Linked DNA regions of Homo sapiens: all the other regions are linked to region 1. A link is a contact called in ENCODE Hi-C or POLR2A ChIA-PET data. All regions are on one chromosome and are shown on one strand. The core of a region is the stretch at or near the end of the contact, and the rest is flanking DNA. Distances in the headings are between cores, read along the strand shown. Region 1 holds the start of UBC (ubiquitin C). Region 2 holds the start of MED13L (mediator complex subunit 13L). Region 3 overlaps TAOK3 (TAO kinase 3). Region 4 holds the start of HSPB8 (heat shock protein family B (small) member 8).

The links. A loop is a pair of places that touch in the nucleus more often than their neighbours do. ChIA-PET counts read pairs that join two places held with the same protein, here RNA polymerase II (POLR2A). Pooled maps may share reads with other maps.
Region 2: a loop to region 1 is called in a pooled map, with 5 times the contacts of the local background. The contact joins the promoter of MED13L here to the promoter of UBC in region 1. A Hi-C loop is called at or near these places in 2 of 50 pooled maps. POLR2A ChIA-PET finds 5 or more read pairs at or near these places in 2 of 52 experiments (PC-9 and activated CD4-positive, alpha-beta memory T cell).
Region 3: a map with no recorded cell type shows a loop between it and region 1 (15-fold over the local background). The contact joins the enhancer-like site here to the promoter of UBC in region 1. A Hi-C loop is called at or near these places in 2 of 37 single-sample maps with no recorded cell type and 1 of 50 pooled maps. POLR2A ChIA-PET finds 5 or more read pairs at or near these places in 1 of 52 experiments (GM10248).
Region 4: a map of ascending aorta shows a loop between it and region 1 (8-fold over the local background). The contact joins the promoter of HSPB8 here to the promoter of UBC in region 1. A Hi-C loop is called at or near these places in 2 of 168 maps with a recorded cell type or tissue (ascending aorta and transverse colon) and 7 of 50 pooled maps.

Annotation. Positions count from the first base shown.
Region 1 is chr12:124,913,400-124,916,149 of GRCh38, forward strand. UBC (ubiquitin C) reads right to left here and starts at 1,251. Exons shown (of 2, transcript NM_021009.7): 1 at 1,188-1,251; 2 at 1-375. The coding sequence starts at 372. MIR5188 (microRNA 5188) reads left to right here and starts at 2,148; the gene lies at 2,148-2,260. RefSeq lists enhancers at 548-1,505, 830-1,279, 2,604-2,750 and a silencer at 1,490-1,829.
Region 2 is chr12:116,276,267-116,279,016 of GRCh38, forward strand. It overlaps MED13L (mediator complex subunit 13L), which reads right to left and starts at 1,427. Exons shown (of 31, transcript NM_015335.5): 1 at 794-1,427. The coding sequence starts at 865. RefSeq lists silencers at 1,256-1,725, 1,776-1,835.
Region 3 is chr12:118,329,196-118,331,945 of GRCh38, forward strand. All of the region lies in intron 1 of TAOK3 (TAO kinase 3), which reads right to left. Among named protein-coding and RNA genes, the nearest start is that of TAOK3, 42 kb to the right of the region's middle. Within about 2 kb of position 1,321, at least 6 of the 41 ENCODE cell types and tissues checked have a DNase peak (open chromatin) inside an H3K27ac peak, as active enhancers do.
Region 4 is chr12:119,177,617-119,180,366 of GRCh38, forward strand. It overlaps HSPB8 (heat shock protein family B (small) member 8), which reads left to right and starts at 1,315. Exons shown (of 3, transcript NM_014365.3): 1 at 1,315-2,063. The coding sequence starts at 1,697. RefSeq lists an enhancer at 918-1,667.

The sequences.
Region 1 (2,750 bases), core at 1-2,500:
CTTTCCGGCAAAGATCAACCTCTGCTGGTCAGGAGGAATGCCTTCCTTGTCCTGGATCTTTGCTTTGACGTTCTCGATGGTGTCACTGGGCTCGACCTCAAGGGTGATGGTCTTGCCAGTGAGTGTCTTCACGAAGATTTGCATCCCACCTCTGAGACGGAGCACCAGGTGCAGGGTGGACTCTTTCTGGATGTTGTAGTCAGACAGGGTGCGCCCATCTTCCAGCTGTTTTCCAGCAAAGATCAGCCTCTGCTGGTCAGGAGGGATGCCTTCCTTATCTTGGATCTTTGCCTTGACATTCTCGATGGTGTCACTGGGCTCAACCTCGAGGGTGATGGTCTTACCAGTCAGAGTCTTCACGAAGATCTGCATTGTCTAACAAAAAAGCCAAAAACGGCCAGAATTTAGCGGACAATTTACTAGTCTAACACTGAAAATTACATATTGACCCAAATGATTACATTTCAAAAGGTGCCTAAAAAACTTCACAAAACACACTCGCCAACCCCGAGCGCATAGTTCAAAACCGGAGCTTCAGCTACTTAAGAAGATAGGTACATAAAACCGACCAGAGAAACTGACGCCTCACTTATCCCTCCCCTCACCAGAGGTCCGGCGCCTGTCGATTCAGGAGAGCCTACCCTAGGCCCGAACCCTGCGTCCTGCGACGGAGAAAAGCCTACCGCACACCTACCGGCAGGTGGCCCCACCCTGCATTATAAGCCAACAGAACGGGTGACGTCACGACACGACGAGGGCGCGCGCTCCCAAAGGTACGGGTGCACTGCCCAACGGCACCGCCATAACTGCCGCCCCCGCAACAGACGACAAACCGAGTTCTCCAGTCAGTGACAAACTTCACGTCAGGGTCCCCAGATGGTGCCCCAGCCCATCTCACCCGAATAAGAGCTTTCCCGCATTAGCGAAGGCCTCAAGACCTTGGGTTCTTGCCGCCCACCATGCCCCCCACCTTGTTTCAACGACCTCACAGCCCGCCTCACAAGCGTCTTCCATTCAAGACTCGGGAACAGCCGCCATTTTGCTGCGCTCCCCCCAACCCCCAGTTCAGGGCAACCTTGCTCGCGGACCCAGACTACAGCCCTTGGCGGTCTCTCCACACGCCTCCGTCCCACCGAGCGGCCCGGCGGCCACGAAAGCCCCGGCCAGCCCAGCAGCCCGCTACTCACCAAGTGACGATCACAGCGATCCACAAACAAGAACTGCGACCCAAATCCCGGCTGCGACGGAACTAGCTGTGCCACACCCGGCGCGTCCTTATATAATCATCGGCGTTCACCGCCCCACGGAGATCCCTCCGCAGAATCGCCGAGAAGGGACTACTTTTCCTCGCCTGTTCCGCTCTCTGGAAAGAAAACCAGTGCCCTAGAGTCACCCAAGTCCCGTCCTAAAATGTCCTTCTGCTGATACTGGGGTTCTAAGGCCGAGTCTTATGAGCAGCGGGCCGCTGTCCTGAGCGTCCGGGCGGAAGGATCAGGACGCTCGCTGCGCCCTTCGTCTGACGTGGCAGCGCTCGCCGTGAGGAGGGGGGCGCCCGCGGGAGGCGCCAAAACCCGGCGCGGAGGCCGCTGCACCGGGAGCGGGTGGGCGGCCCGCGTTCCTTAGCCGCGGCTCCGCGGCCCCTCCCCTCAGCCCCCGCGGTCCCCTCGGGTCGCGAACCCCGCGTTCGGCGGACGTGGGGCACGCAGCGAGCGCCTTCTGCAGAGTCGGGGTCTCCCTCCCCTCCCTCCTGACCCGCCCTGGCCCACCCTGCGAGATGGACGGGTCTTTATTTTTGGGTCACATTTGAGGTAATGACGGGGCTTCCTTTGCTCAGCCCCCTTCAACCTCCCTGAGCCTCCCAGGCCGGTCGCGGGGGGCTCCCGGGGCCGCGGGACAAGGACAATGACTCGGCAGATCTCAGGGCGGGCGTGGCCCTAAAGCTGGGGAACGCTCGAGAACTTTCCAGGGGAGACACTGCAGAGGAGCTGGGTGTCCAGGTTAAATTTGGAAAAAAGAGGCGGAAACCCCACACAGTTTTATTTTAGCTGGAACGCAAGGCTGAGCGAACGACATCCTTCTAGACTGTTCTTCCACCTTCCTGTACATTCTGAGGGCCAGGTATGGAAAGGTCCTACTTGATGCCAACAGGGAGGCATGGAAATTTCTCTGGTTTCAATGGGTACGATTATTGTAAGCAGGATCCATTCAATAATCGGACCCATTTAAACCGGAGATTTTAAAAGACAGGAATAGAATCCCAACCTTATTTCAGTGCAGGGTAGGGTGTCAAATATGAAATGTAATTCTACAGGGCAATTCTATTTTGGTAAAAGAAGTGGGGAGAAAAGCATCACCAGCCAGCTTTTTAAATTTTTACCACAACCTATTTTGTGATCCCTACGTGTCATTTCTTCAGTATATTTTTTAAATGTTTTAAAATATACGAACATGGTGAGATTTTTTAAATGTGTCTTTTTAAAGTGTACAGTGAAAAGTCTCCCTCATGCCCTCAATTTCCCAGCCACTGTTCCTTCTGGACTCTTCTACAAATAGTCCCTGTTTCTACAAATGTATTGGAGGTAGGGAGGCTATTTTGATTTCTACCCTTAAAAGCTTCAAAAAAAAGAGAAAAAGAGGCTACCAACTGAAAAATATTTTGCCATTAGGAAAAGGCTGCATTCTTGTTTTAAGTTATGAACATTACATTATTTAAACGGCAGACTTAAAATATGCATCAAAGCAAAATGAAC
Region 2 (2,750 bases), core at 177-2,676, 8.6 Mb before region 1:
CAGATAAAAGCGATGTTATCAAACCGACCAGCTTGTTGCTTTTGTGTGTGTGTGTGTGTGTGTGTGTGTGTGTGTGTGTGTGTGTGCGGATTCGTTGTTAGGATAGAGAAAAACAGTTTTTAAAAGACACAGGAGGAGAGAAAGAAGAAAAAGCTTTCTCCACCTTCCGTCGGCTCGGTGCAATGGCTTTACGGCTCTCCAGCATAGTAAGCCCCGAGAGGCAGGCGGCTGTCGATGTTTACAATCGCGGGAGCTTCGGGTGCAAGAGTCCTTTCCTGACACAATCGCATTCAATCAACTATTTTAGGGCGAAATTGCAGGTGTCATTATGGAATTTAAAAAAATTCAAAAGGCAGGCGGGCGGGCAGGCAGCTGATCCAACAACGGGGGAAGAGGTTGCCGATCGGAGGCGCGGCAGCACAAGGCAAAGCCTTCCACATTTACGGGGGGAAAAAAAGGGGGGAAAGGGGAGGAGAAGGGGAGTGCGATTGCAACAGAGGGTGGGCGTTCGAAGTGCGACCCAGAATCCGCAGCTCCGAGACTTCCACATGCAAATTCCACGCCGAGCGCCGCGCTCACAAATGATTTTTAAAGAGCCAAATAAACACTGGATGGGATCCAAGGCGAGAGAGAGACGATCCAAAAGGGGGAGAATCGGCGAGAGGCGAACGGCGGGGAGACGCGAGGGAGGGGCGAAGTCCCGGCGGCGGGAGGAGAAAGTTGGTCGGCGGCGGAGGTCGGGGACCCCCCCCCTTCCCCGGCACAGCCCCCTCCCCGCAGCCCGGCTACTCACCAGCGAAAAGAGGTTGGAGTGACAATCCTCCAGGCTCGCCCCGTTCGCCACCCAGTTCGCTGCCGCAGTCATGATCCTCCGCGAGCCCGGCCGCCAGAGCGGGGCATGTCGGAGCGAGGCGTCCGAGGCGAGGCCGGGCCGGGCGGCGGCGCCTCGCCGGGGAGCGCGGGGCGGCCGGGCCGCCGCCGCCGCCGGGGGAGGGCGCGAGGGCCGGCGGGCAGGCGGGAGGCGCCGCGGCGACGCCGCGCCGGGGGCAGCGGGCCCGGGCTGGCGGGGGGGGCGCGCGCCCCGGGCCGGCGCTGCGGGCCGGCCACCGCCTCCGCCTTCCCTGCTCCTCAGCCGCCGCCGCCGCCGCTGCTGCCGCTGCCGCCGCCTTGTTTATCTCCAGCCACCGACTCCCCCTCGGCCCCCGCCGGCGCGCGAGGGGAGGCGAGCCCCGGAGCCGCCGCCGCCGCCTCGGAGCCGCCGCCGCCGCGGAGCGCGAACTCGCGAAGGGGGGGGTGCGGACGAAGCCAGCGGGCGACCCCGGCAGCCGAGCGACGTCCCCTCCTTCCTCTTCCTCCCCCACCCCCCCCTCCTCCCCAGTCAGCCTCGCTTCTCCTCCCTCCCCGGGCTCGCTTGCTCTGACAGCAATGGCGGCCGCCGACCGCGGCTCGGCCCGCCATTGGCTGGCGCTTGGTCACGTGACGGGCGCCGGCCGCGCGGGGGGAGCGAGGGGCGGGCGGGGGAGGGGTCCGGAGTGGCGGCGGCGGCGGCGGCTCGCGGGAGGCGCTGCTGAGCTGAGCGCGGCCGGGTCCTCCGGCCGGGAAGAGGGAGGGAGGGAGGCAGAGAGGGAGAGAAAGAAGTGCGGGCGGCCGGGCTCCCCGGCGGGCGGCGGACTGCCGGCCCGTGGCTGCCGTGGGCTGCCCCTCGTGGCCGCCCCGCCCCCTCGCGGTGCACTGATCGTGGCGGGGCGGGACCGTGGGTCCCGGGCGCGCCCGTGGTGGCCGCGGAGGAGGGCGCGGGACCCCCGGCCTGTGCCCTCGCAGCCCAGGCCGGCTGGCGTGGCGCGGCGGCCGCGATGTGGGCCAGGCAGCGGGTCCGAGTGCCCTGGGGAATGTGTCCTCAGAGGCTCGCGCCGCCGTCCGCCTTTTGCAGAGGAGAAAACTAAAGCACAAAGGGATTAAATCACTTGCCCGAGGTCGCACACTTGGGAAGAGGAGTCCAGATTCGAACCCGCGCACAGTGAAGCCAAGCTCTTGGACAAGGTTTCACAGGCTTCGCCCAGGGATATTCACGGCTGCCATAGACGGAGCGCTTACTGTGTTCCAGACACTGTGCGTTTAATACAGAAATGTTTATTGAGCCCTTACTCCTAGTTACTGTGTGCACTCATTCATTCATTCATTCATTCATTACATAAATGTTTCCTGAGCTCCTGCTGTGTGCCAGAATCTGTTATAACTTCCAGGCACTGTGCTAAGGCCGTGTTGGGAGCAGACCCTTCTTCCTGGCGTCATTCATTGGATAACCAACATTTCCTGAGTGTATATGGCCTGGGAGTCCGGAGGAGTGCTGCTATGAAGAGAAGCTCTCCCAGTCCTCAAGAAATGGATCCCCGAAAAGGGGGAGGAGAAAACAATGTCTTCACTAATACGCCTCCAAACATGGAACAATCAGCTGTTTCAGGTAGATTAAGCTAAAAGAGGAAGAGTGGATGGCTGGCACAGTGGCTCACGCCGGTAATCCTAGCCGAGGTTTAAGACCAGCCTGAGCAATGTAGCAAGAACCCCCGTCATGACAAAAAAAATAAAATACAAAAATACAAAAATTAGCCAGGCGTAGTGTGGCATGTGCCTGTAGCCCTAGCTACTCGAAAGGCTGAGGTGGGAGGATAACTTGAGCCCTGGAGGCAGAGGCTGCAGTGAGCCCAGTGAGCCGAGGTCGCATCACCGTACTCCAGCCTGAGTGACAGAGA
Region 3 (2,750 bases), core at 71-2,570, 6.6 Mb before region 1:
AAGAGAATATAGATGTTTGGACCTTTAAACTCGCTTTAAACTCTACATGATGTTTCCTGAAAGAAAAGGCATGATAGCCCATTCTACTAGGAATAGTGACTTGGTTGCTAGAGTTTGGATTATTTTCTCCAGAATTAACATGAGAACACACCAGGATTTGTGTCCTGAAGGATACGAATTGCAAAGCAATTCAAACTGATTATCAAACTTTTAAAATCCAACAAAATGTCAAAAATATTATATCCATTTCAGAGTCTAATTAGGAAAGATAAAATGGAGAAAAGGAATAATTTATTAAAATTAATATTAAACATCTGTCAAAACCATCATGAGAAAAAGGACTATATTCTGTATCAAGAGTTATCTTCCATATGTCCCATACTTATGGGGGGGTTGGAAGAGCAAGATTTTTATATCAAAATATAAAGCTTGTTATATTCTATGACTTTGGTTTTTTCTAGGAAGGTCATTCTCTGTGCCCTCTTCTTAAAATGGAAAGTAACATTCAATTAACTACTGCAAAGCTAAATAAAAACAAGGGACATGGAACACAAATACTCCCTTAATTCTGATTATTTCATATATAGATCCATGATAACTTCTGATATAATAGTGGTAAAAACTTAAGATTTGCATAAAGATTTGTATATAGCCACTTCCGCCAGGACTCAGAAATGAAACTCTGGTATAACCAAAAACATAAGGTAGAGCATTGGTTATTTGCCTTTTAAGTTTCAAAAATAATGACAAGAGAATGATAATATACCATCAATCTTTCCATTCAGTCAGAACTCTGTATCAACAACAACCCCAAAAATATGTGGATATCTTCAATATTTTGGAGGAAAAATACATCAGGGGTTCAATGATGCATGCTTTCTAGAAAATAATGACAGAAGTCCTAAAATCTGAACTCTCATTTCCTGTCTTCTTTTTTCACAATTTATTTATATCTAGAGATGTGAGGATGAGAAACAAAATAGAACCCTCACTATAAAAAGTCAAAGTGACAGATGAGAAAATAAAAGTTAAGATTACATTCAAGTCTATAAATAAAATTGTTTCAAAGTTGTTTGCTTAAGTTATATTAGAACAGTGAGGTCTGATAGGTCTTTACGTCTTTTGTCTGTAACAATAGTTGTGTTTTTATATATGCCAATATAAATATATCTATTGGTGGTAGAAACAAAAGTCCCATTTCTAAGCGAGTTTTAAAATATGCCAGAGCAGCTTTGTATATTTTTAGATAGTGTTCAGATTCCTGACCCAAACTACATTATCATAACTCAGGCCTCAGGCACTCTCCAGATGGTTAAGATATGGTGTAAGTGTATGTGCGTGTCTGGCTGCAGTTGATAGTTGGGCAAAGAGGAAACTATCACAAAGAGGAAGTATACTGAATGGCAGCTCCTTTAGGTTACAAAAGAAGATAGCTGCTAATAAAACTTTAAATGTGTTGATTGATAAAAAACGAGAAGAAAAAGAAACCAAGAAAAAAAAATTCAAAAAAAGAGGTAAAGAGGAAAGGGAAAAGAAAAAGAAAGAAGGAAAGAAGAAAGAGGAGGACAAAAAAAAAAAAAGGTAGAAAGAGCCAGAAAGGGGCAGAAGGTTAAAAAGGCAATCTCAGTGAACGATGATCCTTTGGTTTGACAGTACCCATTTATCTTTATGAGGTTCATAAGTCTGAAACTGCCATAAACTGTGTGAAAATGTGGGACATCTGTTTCCTTTGGTATGAAGAACAAGAATATGGAATTTATCTCATCTATGCCCAACTGCCACCTACCAAAAGAAAAACAAGTAACACAAAACTCTAGATTATGGCATACACAGGTCTGCAGTCTCGTTTTATATTAGAAGGCAGAAATTCTAGAACAACATATACTACATATGATTAGTATTTTTAAACAGTGACTAATTACTAGAGAAAATAAATGTAATTTGGAATTCAATTCCATTTCCTCTAGAACAAGGTCTGTAATACTTAACCTTTGATTACTGAATTGACTTAGAGAGGGAATGAATGTAAGAGGCATACAGCATGGAGTCCCAGAAAATGCTAACACCAGGCTGAATTAAGAAGTAAGGAGCCAGGTTCTGCCCCCAGCTGCACCATTTGCCAACCCTGTGACTTTGGGCCCACTGCTTACTCTAAAATGAGAATAATGGCTAGGCATGGTGGCTCGCACCTGTAATCCCAGCACTTTGGGAGGCCGAGGTAGGTGGATCGCTTGAGGCCAGAAGTTCGAGACCAGCCTGGCCAACATGATGAAACCCAGTTTCTACTAAAAATACAAAAATTAGCCGGGCATGGTGGCACATGCCTGTAATCCCAGCTACTTGGGGGGCTGAGGCAGAAGAATCATTTGAACTGGGGAGGTGGAGGTTGCAGTGATCCAAGAACATACCACTGCACTCCAGCCTGGGCAACAGAACGAGACTCTTATCTCAAAAAAAAAAAAAAAAAAAAAAAGAATAATATCTGACTTTACAGTAGTCTTAAGGATGAAATTTAAAAATGCATGTAAAAGTGCTTTATAAATTGCTATAAATATATTATTAGTATTAATAAATAAAAGCATTTTGAAACCTATGAAGGTAAAGTATGATTATCACATTACAAATACATGAATTTTTTTTTTTTTTTTTGAGATGGAGTCTTGCTCTGTCACCCAGGCTCGAGTGCAATGGCACGATCTCAGCTCACTGCAACCTCCGCCTCCTGGGTTCAAGCAATTCTCCTGCCTCAG
Region 4 (2,750 bases), core at 65-2,564, 5.7 Mb before region 1:
TGATTGACCAAACATTAATCGGATTTCTGAATCTTCTCCTAAGCCCATCAGTGAGGTTCCTTATAAAAATTCAGTTTTGGGCCAGGCGAGGTGGCTCACGTCTGTAATCCCAGCACTTTGGGAGGTGGAGGCAGGTGGATCATGAGGTCAGGAGTTCAAGACCAGCCTGGCCAAGATGGTGAAATCCAACTCTACTAAAAAATACAAAAATTAGCCGGGCACGATGGCGGGTGCCTATAATCCCAGCTACTCGGGAGTCTGAGGCAGAAGAATCGCTTGAACCTGGAAGGCGGAGGTTGCAGTGAGCGGAGATGGCGCAACTGCGCTCTAGCCTGGGGGACAGAGTGAGACTCTGTCTCAAAAAAAAAAAAGAAAAGAAAGAAAGAAAAATTCAGTTTTGGCATGAACTCTGCTAAGTCTGTTTAGTAGCAACCACCCATCTTCGATTTCTGATCACCCTCGATATCTGATTAGTTTCCTCATCCTCCGCGGTCCCCCAGGTGATGTCTGAGCACCCTGGCCTGTCTTCAGCAAGAATCCTCTTAGGTTAGCTGAGCCCGAATCCCTCTGACTCCTGGACTTCCCTCCTAGTAAATTTCCATTCGCTGACCCCCCACCTGCTTCTTGGCTACAAATTCACACTTACCCATGACCTACTGGGAATCAAGTCTAATCTTTCTCCCTCACTGCAAAATCCCATTGCAGGGGTCCCTACATCTATGGAGAAAGTTTCCCTGCCCAGTAAAGTCTTGCTTGTCATACTTTAACAAGCGTCATATGAATATATATATACACATTAAAAAAATTTTTTTTTTCCTTTACCAATCTCCCCAGAGGGCATTGAGGCTCTAGGAGCTTGGCCATCTTGTAAGTGGGGATTGCAACCCAGGGCCATCCTTCAAATCCACTGGGCTCCTGTCTCTCTCTTCCCTTTCTGCAGGTCCCCAGGGGAAAGGCAGGATACGACACGCTCTAGGGAAGGTATTTCCAGAGGGTGACCTGAGCCCTCAGCCAGGCTCGGGGTTATTAATAGCCAGGCCTTAGTGCCCCGCTCGGGGAGGGCGGCTCCAGCTCCTGGAGCAAGAGGAGGGCGGAGCTGAGCGGAGTGGCCAGGGGAGGAGAGAGTGTCCGGAGAGGCCGGCTGAACTTGGACGCGGCCCCTCCCAGCTCCCCCCACAGCCCAGCTGTTCCCTCCGCGGATTCTCCGGGGCTGGTTCATCACCTCCGAATATTCCTGTGACAGGAGACGCTTGCAAAACCCGCCTCCAGCCTCCAGCAGCAAATAAATAGAAGGCTTGCAGCCCAGAAGGAGCCAGAAGAAGTTTCTAGGCGCGCGTGCCCTGGGTTTATTAAGCTCCTGGCTCCGCTCTAGACCTCAGCGGTTCTGGCTGCCAGCCTGGGCAGCCTGGGAAGCCTGGGAGGACGGTGGCTTGCCGGTCTGTCGTGAGGCAGTGCGGACGGGGACCCTCTGGGATTCTGCTGGATCTGCCCCGGGGGTTACCTTTGGGGGCTGGGACCCCAGTCGAGGGGACACAACCGTCCCTGGCAGTGGTTGGTTCTGCTTCTCCCTGCAGAAAAGCAGCATTTTCGGAAGCTGAAGAATAAGCTAGCCCAGCCACACCACCTTGTTGTGTGACCTTGGGCAGGTGGTTCTGTCTCTCTGAGCCTCTGTTTCTCTCTGAGCTGAGCAGCCACCATGGCTGACGGTCAGATGCCCTTCTCCTGCCACTACCCAAGCCGCCTGCGCCGAGACCCCTTCCGGGACTCTCCCCTCTCCTCTCGCCTGCTGGATGATGGCTTTGGCATGGACCCCTTCCCAGACGACTTGACAGCCTCTTGGCCCGACTGGGCTCTGCCTCGTCTCTCCTCCGCCTGGCCAGGCACCCTAAGGTCGGGCATGGTGCCCCGGGGCCCCACTGCCACCGCCAGGTTTGGGGTGCCTGCCGAGGGCAGGACCCCCCCACCCTTCCCTGGGGAGCCCTGGAAAGTGTGTGTGAATGTGCACAGCTTCAAGCCAGAGGAGTTGATGGTGAAGACCAAAGATGGATACGTGGAGGTGTCTGGTAAGTCAGGGGCAGGAGGGAGAGAGAATGGGGAGGCCGGGATGTAGCCCTCAGCCCTGGGAATAGCCAGAGAAAGTTTCCTGGGAGCTGACGTTGGGACAGTGTGACACAGGTGACCTCAGGGCTCAGGAATGCAGCCTGCAAAGTTATCTTTACGGAAAACTTCTCTCCCGGCTCCCAGCAGAGATCTTAACCTGCCTGACTCAGCTATTGGGGCCTCTGGGTGCTCATCAATCATGGTACAGACAGGAAAATAGAAACCATGTTGGATATTTTGACAGAGGGCATTTAATATAAAGAATAGGTTAAGCAGATATCAAAGAATTAAAAAACAAAGAAGAAACGGGATTTTGTGCACTCCAGCATCATAACAGAGTCTAGAAGTGCACGTTAAGGCTGAACAATGATAGTGTTAATAACCGCAACTGGTTTCCGGTGAAACACCTCTCCTTGTCCCAGACAGGGAAACTGAGGCTTACCAGTAATTGTAGTAACACTAACTGGTAACTCTGAGTGCTAACTATTCGCTCAGCACTTTGCTAACTGCTGTTGCCTATAATATCTCAGCTAATACCACAACCAGAGGAGGTGGGTACTGTTTATCTTCTTTTTTCAGATGAGGAAACTGAGGCACGGAGAGATTAAAGTAACTTGTTCAAGGCCACCAAGGAGTCAGACCCAGGTTGT